Regions from separate parts of the Homo sapiens genome. Here all the other regions are linked to region 1. Evidence: chromatin contacts called from ENCODE Hi-C or POLR2A ChIA-PET data. All regions are on one chromosome and are shown on one strand. The core of a region is the stretch at or near the end of the contact, and the rest is flanking DNA. Distances in the headings are between cores, read along the strand shown. Region 1 holds the start of PRDM5 (PR/SET domain 5). Region 2 has its middle 400 kb from the start of PRDM5. Region 3 has its middle 89 kb from the start of TNIP3.

What was found. A loop is a pair of places that touch in the nucleus more often than their neighbours do. ChIA-PET counts read pairs that join two places held with the same protein, here RNA polymerase II (POLR2A). Pooled maps may share reads with other maps.
Region 2: a map of endothelial cell of umbilical vein shows a loop between it and region 1 (12-fold over the local background). The contact joins the enhancer-like site here to the promoter of PRDM5 in region 1. A Hi-C loop is called at or near these places in 2 of 168 maps with a recorded cell type or tissue (ascending aorta and endothelial cell of umbilical vein) and 7 of 50 pooled maps.
Region 3: a loop to region 1 is called in a pooled map, with 4 times the contacts of the local background. The contact joins the enhancer-like site here to the promoter of PRDM5 in region 1. A Hi-C loop is called at or near these places in 1 of 168 maps with a recorded cell type or tissue (psoas muscle) and 5 of 50 pooled maps. POLR2A ChIA-PET finds 5 or more read pairs at or near these places in 1 of 52 experiments (activated CD4-positive, alpha-beta T cell).

Annotation. Positions count from the first base shown.
Region 1 is chr4:120,920,530-120,924,665 of GRCh38, reverse strand. It overlaps PRDM5 (PR/SET domain 5), which reads left to right and starts at 1,940. Exons shown (of 16, transcript NM_018699.4): 1 at 1,940-2,150. The coding sequence starts at 2,058. LOC105377399 (a long non-coding RNA gene) reads right to left here and starts at 1,730. Exons shown (of 2, transcript XR_001741804.2): 1 at 1,339-1,730.
Region 2 is chr4:120,516,121-120,520,256 of GRCh38, reverse strand. No RefSeq gene overlaps it. Among named protein-coding and RNA genes, the nearest start is that of PRDM5, 400 kb to the left of the region's middle. Within about 2 kb of position 2,101, at least 4 of the 41 ENCODE cell types and tissues checked have a DNase peak (open chromatin) inside an H3K27ac peak, as active enhancers do.
Region 3 is chr4:121,251,380-121,255,515 of GRCh38, reverse strand. No RefSeq gene overlaps it. Among named protein-coding and RNA genes, the nearest start is that of TNIP3, 89 kb to the right of the region's middle. Within about 2 kb of position 1,940, at least 4 of the 41 ENCODE cell types and tissues checked have a DNase peak (open chromatin) inside an H3K27ac peak, as active enhancers do.

The DNA.
Region 1 (4,136 bases), core at 691-3,190:
AAAGCTGTGGAAATTCTCGTGCCCAAAGAGACAGTGGCAGAGCATTTGACTGAGAGCCCTGGATGGCTTAAGGGTGGCTGGAAGCCTGTGTTTGACAAAGAGCTGAATGCTCCAGGAAAATGCCAGGGCCCCACCTTCTGGACTGTGGGCCCAGTGGATCTGGTCTGGCATGGTTTCAGCCCTGGTTCTAAGGAACCCTGGAAAACCTACTTAGTCCAGTTCCTTGTGAAGCACAACAAAAAGTCAAGTAAATTCTAGGCTCACCATAGAATTTTTGAACATCTCAGATCAGCCTCAGAAGTGACTTTCATTCAAGACATATTTAATGAACACCTACTATTTTTCAAGGCCATGGAACTCCCAATTCCCCCAAAAGAGAGTTTTTGTTTTTATTGATTTATTTTCCCCTAGAGAAGTTAGAGATCTTCCATGGGAAGTCAAAGGTATCAAAACTCACAGAGTGGCTAAGTGTTCCTCTCCCTGCTGTGAAAGCTAAACTTACATTTCTTAGAAAGAGGATCATGTCATCATTTACTGTGTTCCTTAAAGTCTCCGAATATTGCCACTACATGATTTTTTTTTCCCATAATGCCTTTTGTTCTTGTTTTTTAAACCTTTTTCCAAACTTGAATCAAAATCTACATAGGGGCCGGGTGTGGTAGCTCAAGTGTGTAATCCCAGCACTTCAGGAGGCCAACGCCGCCGGAGGATCCCTTAAGCCCAGGAGTTCAAGATCAACCTGGGAGACATAGCTAGACCCTGTCAAAAAAAAAAAAAAAAAAAAATCTGCTTAGGAACTATGTTCCAAGGGTTTCCTGCAGAAACAGGAATCGTTTCCATGGTGTGTGTGTGTAGTCTGTAATTTTGTCAAACTTTTGTGTGTGCTTTTAATGGTTTATGAGAACATCAATTAAGAACATCAAATGGTTTCCGAGAAAAGACCCTAGAGTAGAAAATTACCATAAATATCAAGAGAAATGAGTAGATGACCCCAGGATCACTTTGAAGGATGAAACAGGCTTTTAAAGGTCCTGGGCACACTGCACAGCCTAACAGCTTATTAAAAACACTAAAACAAGACTTGTGACTTTATTGCATTGTTGTGACACCAGATGCTATTGTTTGGGTGTCCCCTCCTGTCTCCCACAAATCCACTTCCGTATGTCTGAAAATCCGTAATACGTCTAATGATTATCAAGCAAGGGAGGTCTCAGGAATATTGTACCTTGAGAAGTATAAGAACTTCCCAGAGGTTATGTTACCATAAAATATCTAGTTTCTAGTGCTTAAAACATTAAATTGTTTGCAACATATTTTTCCGTACGTTAATCAACATACTTTGCGATCCCTTATTAAGTTCTAGCCTCTGCAACAAACGTGAAAAAAAGCAAAGACGCATAACTCAAATGTGAGAAGCACGGAAATTTCCTAGACCGCAGGGTTCGTTCTCAGTAGTCGGCAATAAGCTGGCTTTCAGAGTCAGGAACTTGATAAAGTTGTTTTGGAGGATGCCCCAGCTGTGTGAAGGTCCATTTCGTTTTGCATCTGAAGAGAAGCAAGCGAGACTCCCCTACAGGGAGTAATGGTTCAGCGGGGCAAGGTTTGAAAACCCAGAGCTGGACAAAGGCGGGAACGCACGCCGCCGCGCCGGGGCTAGGGGTGCTGACGGCCCGCGCAGCTCGCGGGCCTCCGGGTTTGAGGCCCTGGGGTCAGCCCTGCTCCGGGCTTCGCGCCCGGGCGCGGGTCAGAGCCGCCAACTTCGGGCCAATCAGCGAGCGGCGTCCCGGCGCCCGCAGCGCCCAGGCCCGCGCCCCCCGCGCCCCCGCAGCAGGAATGGCAGGAACGGATCCGGGCCGAGCCCGACCCGGGACGAGGAGGGGCTGAGCCGCGGGGGATCCTGGAATCGGCAGGGAGGTGGGGATTCTGGGAGGAAAACTCCATTTCCTCCTTCCCTGCCGGTTTCTCCCCTCTACCCTGGCACCCCAAATTTCGATGTGCCGCCTGCCGGGCGCTAAGCGCCGGTGTTGAGAGAGGCGGCGGCCGCCGCGCCCGGGAAAATGCTGGGCATGTACGTGCCGGACAGGTTCTCCCTGAAGTCCTCCCGGGTTCAGGACGGCATGGGGCTCTACACGGCCCGCAGAGTGCGAAAGGTGGGTGACCCGGCGGCGGCCTGCGCGCCCCTGCACCTCGCGCGCCCTGTGCCTCCCGGAGTCGCCCTGCCGCAGGGCCCGGGGCGCGGCGGGCTTCACCCCGGTCGCCCCTCGCCCGGGCCGGGCCAGGCGTCCGTGGGAAGGCCGGGGACCGCGGGGCACGGCGGGGGTGGCCTTTACTCGCTGCGCCACCCGAGCAGGCAGCGCCACGTAGGTGGCGGCGGGGTGCGCTCCGCTGCCGGCCGGTCCAGGGGCGGAACTGCCACCGGCCTCCCTGCCGCAAGATGTCTTTCCTCTCTCCCGCAGGAAGTGAGCGCGGCGGGAGCCTCCCTCTTCCTCGGTTACGGGTGTGAGCTGCGTCTTTGCGTTGGCGAAGGCACGCGTGGGCGGGTGTTTTCCCCCGCGCGCACGCTGCTCCGCTGTCGCCTCTTTTCCTTTAGGATGAATTAATGTGGCTAGAAACGCCTAACTTTCCATGCGGGGATGGGAGGAGCAGCCCAGAGCGCCGCTCCACGCAGGCCGTAGAATCTCATTCATACGCCCAGGATTTCCTTCCCTCCTTCTGGAATGTATTATATGTGCCTTCAGGGAGGTGCCAACCAGATGATCTTTGAGTGTCTATACCTTTTTTCTCCGCTCTTTTTTTTTTTAATTTGTCTCCAACATCGGTTCGATCTCTCCAGCCAGAAAGTTACAGGCATGTGATGAGAGGAAGCACATTGCTCAGTTCGTACAGGAAGGGCCTGAAAGTGTTGGATGTTGAAAGCAAAGGCCTAGGAAGAGAGGCCACAGGAAAAGTCCAGCTCTTTGGATTTGATCTTATAATATTATAACTTGTTAGAGTCGTCCTAGCCGTCCTCGCCCCCTTTTCTTAGTAGATATTTTGTAAGATGGAGGTTTGGGCAAGAACAGGCTTGTTCAGGTAAGGTATGTTAACAAGAGGTTCAGAGGATGCAGTAGAGACACTAGGGTGCCTTTCATCTGCATATAACCCTCTCCCCTTTGCCTCTGACCTAAAGAGCTGGTGAAGAGTAGTAGAAAGTGCTAGTAATCCCCAAAAAGGGCTCCACTGACAACATGATCTCCAGTCATCCTTCAGGGCAAAATTGGAGAAAATAAACCACTTATTTATTTTTTCAAGTGGGAGTTGGCGAGAATGTTCAAATGTTAAAAACAGGAATAAATAATTTATCTGAATTAGAGGTGTATTGAATAGTTGCCAAATGGCCAAATGTTAAAATCAACATTTTTTGAAGGCCAAATACAACCATCACCAAATGACGTCTGTACAGAGTTGAAATTCTCCTTTTAATTCATTCTTAAAAGATGTGAAAAATTCTCAAACAGACCTTCCTTAAAGGTTTCTGGCTTAAATTTAATTACTTTAAAAATTAAACACAGATCTTAAAAATCATTTTATTTAATGTTATGAAGAGTACTGTAAACAACTCTGCAAAGATTAGAATTATTATATAATCCTTGTTGTTTCCTTATATTACCATATAGATTTTTAGAAACAGCTGGCCAACCTACTTTCTTTTGAGATTTTTATTAATTTCAGTTTATTTTTTTCATGTGTTTGATTCTTTGTAAGTATTTTATTTTTGGGCATGCAATGAAATGAACAGCTTCCAAAATCATCATATATTATTGCATCACTTTACTATTGCAATGATAAATGCTTATCTTTTCCTGGCCAGTTTAACTTTAATAAATAAAACACATACAGATTTTCATCCAGATCATATTTAGAATGCTTCGCTGTATTTCAAAGTGAATGTGCAGATGTTTGCTATGAATCCAAACTATTATCGATGTTTAGTTATGATCCCAAAATATTCAGTCACAAGGTCATGGACAGGTTTGTTGATCTCAGAAATGACCTTAAAGCAAGCTTCAGTTCCTTTTCCTTCCAAAATCTGAGGACGAAGACAAAGCTAAAGCCAAACAGCAGACTTTAGCTGAATTGTGAGGCTGCAGCTGAGT
Region 2 (4,136 bases), core at 852-3,351, 400 kb after region 1:
AGTTTTGTATTTTTGATGCACCTTTATCTGATTTTGGTATCAGGATAATGAATGAGTTTGAAAGTATTCCTTCCTCCTCTATTTTTCAGAATAGTTTGAGAAGGATTGGTCTTATGATTTCTTTAAATGTTTGGTTAGATTCAGCAGTGAAACCATAAGTCCTGGGCTTTTCTTTACTTGGAGTCTTTTTATTACATCTTCTATGCTGTTTCTTGTCATGGATCTGTACAAGTTTCAGATTTCTACATGATTCAATCTTGTATGTGTCTAGGAATGTTTCCATTTCTTCTGGATTTTTCAATTTACTGGCATGTATTAGCTCATAGTAGCCATTAATGATCCTTTGAATTTCTGCAGTATTAGTTGTAATGTCTTCTTTTACTCTCTGATTTTATTTATTTGGATCTCCTCTCTTTTATTCTTCATCTGGTTAAAAGTTTGTCAATTTGTTTAACTTTTGAAAGAATCAACTTTCTGTTTCATTGACTTTTTATATTGTTTTCTTTGTTACAATTTCATTTATTTCTGCTCTTATCCTTATTATTTCTTTTTTTCTACTTATTTTGGGTTTGGTTTGCTCTTGCTTCTCTAGTTGTTTTAATCCATTTTCATTTTATTTTGTATAAGGCAAGATAGGTATTACCAAAGAAACATAAGACACCGCTGGAATAGAGGGACAGAAATACTGGACAGTAAGCATGGCATCAAACATGGGCATTGGCTTTGTGTATAAGACAGGAAATCAGTTACAAACTGGAGGGATAAGATGGAGAGTTTTTCTTTAGCACACAGTACATGAATTTTTATCAAGGACATCTTATAAAAAATAATGATGATTTTCTGCTAGAGTGTTGATCTAGTTTCTATTTTTTTTTTAATTTCCTTAAAATCACAATTATTCCTGGAATCTAAGTGAAAAACAAGTGTCAATGTGGAGTCAAGTGACTCCATTTGGAGATGAGGGAAAATGCAATGTCTCGGGGGATGTGCAGGCCTGGCATCATTCAATCATTTCCATTGCTGGTACTTAATTTAGAAAACTATGGTCATTATAATTACTCCCAAATATAAAAGTGATCTGTACATATCACAAAAGACTGCCAGAAACATTTCCTATACTAGTCTCTGGTGTTATTGATTTTATTAAATTTGCTAAACTTAAAATAGACATTTTTAATTGGCTCACAAAGACAGTATGAGTTGCCACCATTTTTATACCTTGTAGTAGGTCCACAGTATGTGTACTTATTAATTCTTTTGTATATGAATCAGGGAGGAATGGTCTCTGTTGTGTTTAGTAGTATTTCCAATATAAGCTAGAAAAGTTGATCATAAATAGATATGTTTTTACTTTCCATGTAAGACTTAGAATATGTCTTATTGTTGCTAGTTTTCTCTCTTAAGAAAGAAAGGTGCTTTAGAGTTGCAGAGTAACCAGTTAGAGAACTTTCATGGCCTGGACAGAACCAAGACAAAAGAAAATGAGAGGAGCACACTCTCCTTTTTAACTTTACCACAGAAATACAAATGGCAATGTTGTCGCTAAACAACATTCTTGCCATGCTAAAATCATAGAACTTTGATTTAGAAGACAAATAGCTAACCATAAAATTCAGGAGGAATGAGTTTCATTTGTTTGGAAAGCAATAAAATTTGACTACATAAACTTAGACTGAGTCCTATTTAACATTCTGCATCACTTTACTGCACAGCAATAGCAATATTTCCCAAATAAAGTTGAAACTCACCTATGGAGCCTCAATTACGTGGCTGAGGCAATTTTCTGATCCTTAATTTCTTTTAAAATGTAATATTCCTCAAACTAAGAAAATCTCAGATCTATGGTATTATAAAAATGAAAGAAAAACAAAGTCACCTTTTTTTTTAAACTTCATTTGGAATTGCTATAAGAATACTTTGGCTGAAACATTTTCTAGTTATCTAAATAGATGGGCAAGTATGTGAATATGAGGGGAAAGGGTATGAAGAATGAAAGTAAATTTCCATCGCCCCTGTTATCACATGTAAGCAGAATTCTCATTGGCCCTCATGTAAGCAGAATTCTCATTGGCCCTCGTGAAATACGTAAGCAGAAAGGATCTGCTTTCCTTCACATTTGTGTTGTCCCTTCTGAGTCACAGCTTTTGGCAGCAAAAAAGGAAGGAAGGGAAGAGGTCACACTGCTCCAGAGGTGTTTCTGCTTCCACTTCTGTCCCTCACACCCATTCTTTCCTTTTGGATTCTTGGTCTCTGCTCCCAAGAATATAAATTTCATAACCATTCCAAACACAAACCCTATTCTTTAGTTCAGTCAGGTTTATAGTGGAAGAAAATAAATGAGAGGTTTATTTTCTTGCTCAAAATTCATTGACTTAACTGTGACAGAAGCACTAGGGTGTGTAGAGAAATGAAAGAAAAAGAGAGTGTTGGAATGTGGAAGTAGTATATGATATTTAAGAATAAACAAAATAAGATAAAACTGGAAAATTTTGTATTTTGAAGTCCTTTAAGGAGTTTTAAAATTTTCTTTTCCTTCTATATTACATTACATTTCCTTCTATATTCCTTCTAAAGGTAGAAATGGAACAAATATTTTTATAAATAATGGAAATTCGTACTTTAATTTTTCTGTTTTTCCCAAACTATAACTAGTTGTACAGGCTATTTTTCTAATTATAAGATAATTCCTGTCCAGGATATATTAATTGGAGAATATTTGTGCTATTACAAGGGCAGAAAAAAAAACCAAATTACTTATAATGTCACTACCAGGATGTTACCCTTGCTAGTATTTTCTTATATATTTTGTTTCCAGATGCTCTTCTTTGTCTTTGTACTTTACTAGTAATAAGTTCATATTAGAAAAGATCTTTTGTAACCTATTTCCATGTGATGACATATGATGGTCATCTTTTAATTCCCTAACTAGAGAGTTGTATCAACATTTTAAAAGGCTTTGTGATATTATACAATATGAATGTTCTAAAAATTATTTAAGCATTCACTTGCTGATGAGTTTTTATATGGTTTCTTAATTTTAGTTACTATAAATTAGTAGCCACATCATCATATTGTAAACTGCCTGGATAAATATGAATAAACATATTTATCTGTAACCACATAATAAAACAGTGAAAATTATGCATTATGCCAGCAACCACAATTGTTAGTTATATGAGACTGTTAGTCCCACAATTCATAGGCAGTTAATGCCATTCATTAATGTAGTCACCTATTCATCTCGGTAAATATTTATTGAATATTAGATATAATGGGCATGTTGCTTAGTACTGAGAATATATGGATAACAAAACAGTGATAGTCTTGGTGTTAAGATGCTTACATTCTACTGGGTGGAGACAATCAATAAACGTGCGTAAACAAAAGATTTAGAGATTTAATTGGTACTTTGAATGGATTGAACTGGGCAACATGATAGATTTTAATTAGAGAGGTTTACTTAGCTAGGACAGATAGGGTTAAATTCTTTGAGACTGGTGTTTAGTTGATGCTTGAATAACAAAAAAGAACAAACCATTCAAAGAACCAGACAGGATGAAAGGAGAAAATAGCAAGTGAAAAGGCCCTGAGTATTAAAAAGTTTGGTAATTGAGGAACAAGAGGATTCAAGCCAAGCTAAAATATAATAATTTGTGGAATGGCATGAGGTTGGAGAAGACAGCCTTCCTGATTTTCAGAGATTTCTTGATGATGCTATCATAATGGATTTTATTAGGAGTAAAATAGCATTTTAGGTATTAAAATACTATTTTAGGCAGGCCGTGAATCAATATGAGTTAAGTTTTCAAAGGGTCATTCTGGCTACTCTGTGGGAAATAGATTCTGGGGAGAGGAATAGAAGCTGAGAGGTGATTTAAAAGGACATTTCAACAGTATAGGAAAGAACATCAAGATACTTTGGATAAGGGGTAGGCAGAGTATGTAGAGGCACATGGGCATTTTGAGATATGTTTTGATGATAGAATTGAAATTACTGATGGACTGGATATGAAATATGAGGAAAAGAAAAAATAATTATTCATATATTACTATTACCTTTTACTTCAGCAGTTGAATTCATGGTGGAGTAATTTATTGAGAAGAGAGAACCTAGAGAGAAAACATATTTTGAGGGT
Region 3 (4,136 bases), core at 691-3,190, 330 kb before region 1:
GTGGTGTACACATGTATGAAAAGGAAGATCATGGGAAATGTGATGTATATGGTTACATCAGATGTACTTCTTTTCCATCCCTGTAGCTATGGTTTGGAGCAGGCTTCAACCAGGTTTGTACAGGCACGACCTGATAGTCTTGCTTTGAGCTATGTCATATACCTCATAGTGTGGCATGGGAAGCCCATGGGAAGCCACTTGGTGCTCACCCACGTGTAACCTGGAAGTACTGAAGAGTTAACACTGATAGAGCATACTTGACAAATGAAGGATGGGGCTGCTGGAAATGCTTCCCCCTTGGATCTTCTAGAGGGACAATTCTGACATTCATTACATAAGGCTCCTCAGAAGGTCCTGCTGGATGGAGCATCAGTTGACCATAGAAGTAACCAACACATGTCAGGCATGGTGGTTCATACCTATAATCGCAACACTTTGGGAGGCTGAGGCAGGTGAATCACTTGATCTCAGGAATTTGAAACCAGCCTGGGAAACATAGTGAATCCCCGTCTCTACAAAAAATACAAAAATTATCCAGGCATGGTGGCATGCGTGTGTAGTCCCAGCTACTCAGGAGGCTGAGGTGGGAGGATCACTTGAGCCCAGAAGGTTGAGGCTGCAGTGGACCAAGGTCATGCCACTGCACTCCAGCCTGGGTGACAGAGTAAGAGCCTGTCTCAAAAAAAAAAAAAAAAAAAAAAAGAAAAGAAAAAGAAAAAAAAAAGGTGACCAACACATTCTTACACTGCCTTTCCCTCCTCTGCTTGACTTCCTGTATCAGCTATCTATTGCCATGCAACAAATTACATAAAAAACTTAGTGATTTAAGACAACAATTTTTTTTTTTTTGAGGCGGAGTCTCTGTCTGTTGCCCAGGCTAAGAGTGCAGTGGCGCGATCTCGGCTCACTGCAACCTCCGCCTGCCGGGTTCACACTATTCTCCTGCCTCAGCCTCCTGAGTAGCTGGGACTACAGGCACCTGCCACCATGCCCTGCTAATTTTTTTGTATTTTTAGTAGAGATGGGGTTTTACCATGTTAGCCAGGGTGGTCTCGATCTCCTGACCTCGTGATCCGCCTGCCTCGGCCTCCCAAAGTGCTGGGATTACAGGCATGAGCCACTGCGCCCGGCCTAAGACAACAAACATTTATTCTCACAGTCTCTGTGGTCAACTTCAGAAGCAGCTTGGCTGAGTGGTTCTGTCTGTCTCAGGGTCTCTCATGAGGATGCATTCCAAATGTGAGCTAGGAGTGCATTCATCATAAGGCTTGGCTGGGGCTGGAGGACCCACTTCTAAAGTTACTTACAGGGATGTGAGCAGGAGCACTCAGTTTCTCACTACATGGACTGCTGCTCACGAGGTGGCAGCCAGCTTTCCCCAGAGTGAGCGATGTAACAGAGGGCAAAGGAGAGTGCAAGCAGGAAGCCACACTATCTTTAATGACCTAGTTTCAGAAGGGACATACTGTCACTTGTACTGTATGCTACTGGTGACATAGATCACCCCAGGTTCAATGCAGGAGGGGATTACACAAGAGTGTGAATACTAGGAGGCAGGGAACTAGGAGGCCATCTTGCAGGTGAGGCACACTTTCTCTATGCCTCACTCATGATCCCTGGGGTCATTTCAGAAAAAACACTTTTCTATTGACAGCACATTTGTTAAATTCCCCCAAATTCAGATATTGAAATCCTAATCCCCAAGTGGTGGTATCTGGAGGTGAAGGGTTTCACCCTTGGAAAGTAATTAACCATGAGGTTGGAGCTCTTGTGATGGGATTAGTACTCTTATAAGAAGAGACACAAGAGAGTTTGCTTCTTCTCTGTCCCCACCAGGTGAAGATACAGCAAGAAGGCATCTACTCGCAAACCAAGAAGAAGGCCCTCACCAGGAACCGAGTTACTTGCATCTTCATCTTGAACTTCCTGGTCTCCAGAAGAGTGAGAAATAAGTTTCTGTTCTTGACATCACCTATTTCATGTTATTTTTGTTACAGCAACTCAAGTTGACTAAGATACACTTGTATGAAACTCTTTTATCACAGGCTCTAGACTTGGATAAAAACTATGATAACATGGTGAATGATTTTCTCTCTGTGACTTTTCTAACGAGGTAGATCTATACGTGTATATGTTGATATATGGAAATATCTTTCCAAAAGATGTTATTTTGTGCAAAAAGTAAGTTGCAGAACTGTTCTATTGTATGCATAAAACCAAAACATTATAAAGGAAACTTAATAGTGGTAATTTCAGGGGGGAAGGAGATGAGGAAAGACTTTCTAATTTTCATTTTATTATTCTCAGCACTACTTGAATTTTTGAAATATATTTATGTATTCCTTTAAACATAATTTGATTTTTTGGGGTGGTGAGATTGTGGGTCACTTTAAATTTCTCTATAATTATCTATACACAAAAGTATCATAGTGTTTTTAAAAATAACAATTTTAACAGTCAAAGAGACCCTATTTTGTCAGGAACTATTAAAGATGTTCAAGAAATGGTTTAGTTAAAACAGTACATGAGGCCCCTATGTTTAATCTTTCCAGGTAGTGAGCTTCTGTGTTAACCCAATTATTTCACACAACAGAAGCAGGGAGACATTCCAAACTGCAAGAATCCATGCCCAAAGACAGCACACTTCTGTCAATCAGTCATTGTGCTGGCTGGGAGTCGATTCTCTTAACATTACGTTAAACCCGGGAGCACATGGAAGAATTACCTGGAACCATGCTCCAGAATTTTGCTCTTGTCCTCTGTTACTTTTCATGTGTTTCAAATTAACATAAACCCCTCAACAATACAGCACCAAGATAATGTGAATCCTGATAAAAAGCAATTGGCAATTGGTTGCTACTATTTTCTCAAGGGAGGTCAGGTAAAAGATCTTATCTTGGAAATGTCAGGCAACATTGTGTGATGAAGCAGGTGATAACGTGAAGGGTGGCTCCCTGCATCCTCAGTATTTTCCTAGCCTAATATCCCACAGTTACAGCCAGAGAAATGGGGATCAAATAACCAGAGCTGGGGTTTCATTGAGCCTGTCCTGGAAATCTCCTGACCACTGAGATAGTTAAGCTGTTGTGGACTACTGCCACCAGGTGGCAGCAAACTGAGTTGGGACTGGGATGGATTTAGATTATGCTTCCAGATCTCTCTTGTCAATTGGATACACAGATCCAACAAGCAACTCATTAACCTCGAATAATGCAACCCTGCATTTTACCCTTGGCTTTTTAAAACCCCACTTATGTAGTTATGGCAAGATTTTACTATCGTAAGATGTCTCTTACAGCCCAGATGATCTCTCAATAATACTAATTTATATCAAAACCAGAAAAGAACCTATAGTAATCTATTAAAGAATTTGAGTTTTCAACTTTATTTGACTGCAATTGTAAGGCATGGAGGAGACAGACCAAGATGCTAACAATGCTTTTTGAAATCATTTTTTTATAACAAGAAAAAAGGTGAAGGCATGTAGCCTTCCCAAATTATAGGAACATTTCTTGGTAAGAAAGTTTGTGGCCTAGAATTTTAATTGCAAATCCAAGTGTCCTTGCCAAGTTTTCCATGTTGTCGGTGAGGAACAGAGACGACTGTGGCTAAGACATTGCATCCTTTGGGTGCTGTGGGCCATGACCACTGTGCAGTGGACACTAGCAAGGTTCAGTATTACAGTCAGTATTGAAGTCTGTGAATATCTGGAATGCTAATATCAGTCAGTAGATTGGTGGATACCTAATATAGTGCATCACTTTCTGCTCATCCCAATATGAATTTAGTGTCCCCCACACTTCCAGCTTATTTTTGTGTTTAGCAGAGACATGAAAGCATGCAATGAGATCGAAATCTTGTTAACACGATAAAAGTTCAAAATGTGACGTAAATATAGAAAAAAAGTGGAAAGTTTTTTTGTATAAACTGTCTCTCTTGTCCTATAAGTTTTGTCCCCTTAAAAAGTTGTTGGTCCACTATACTCCTCTGAATGCCCCTCTGAGAGAAGTTATGTTTACTCAGGACTGATACATATTGTTGGATTTTCATTTTTGCCTTTTTATGGTGAATACATAGTGTGTGGATATAAGATTTAGCATACAGTAGATATTTTTTGAGTAAGGGTAAATGTGGCT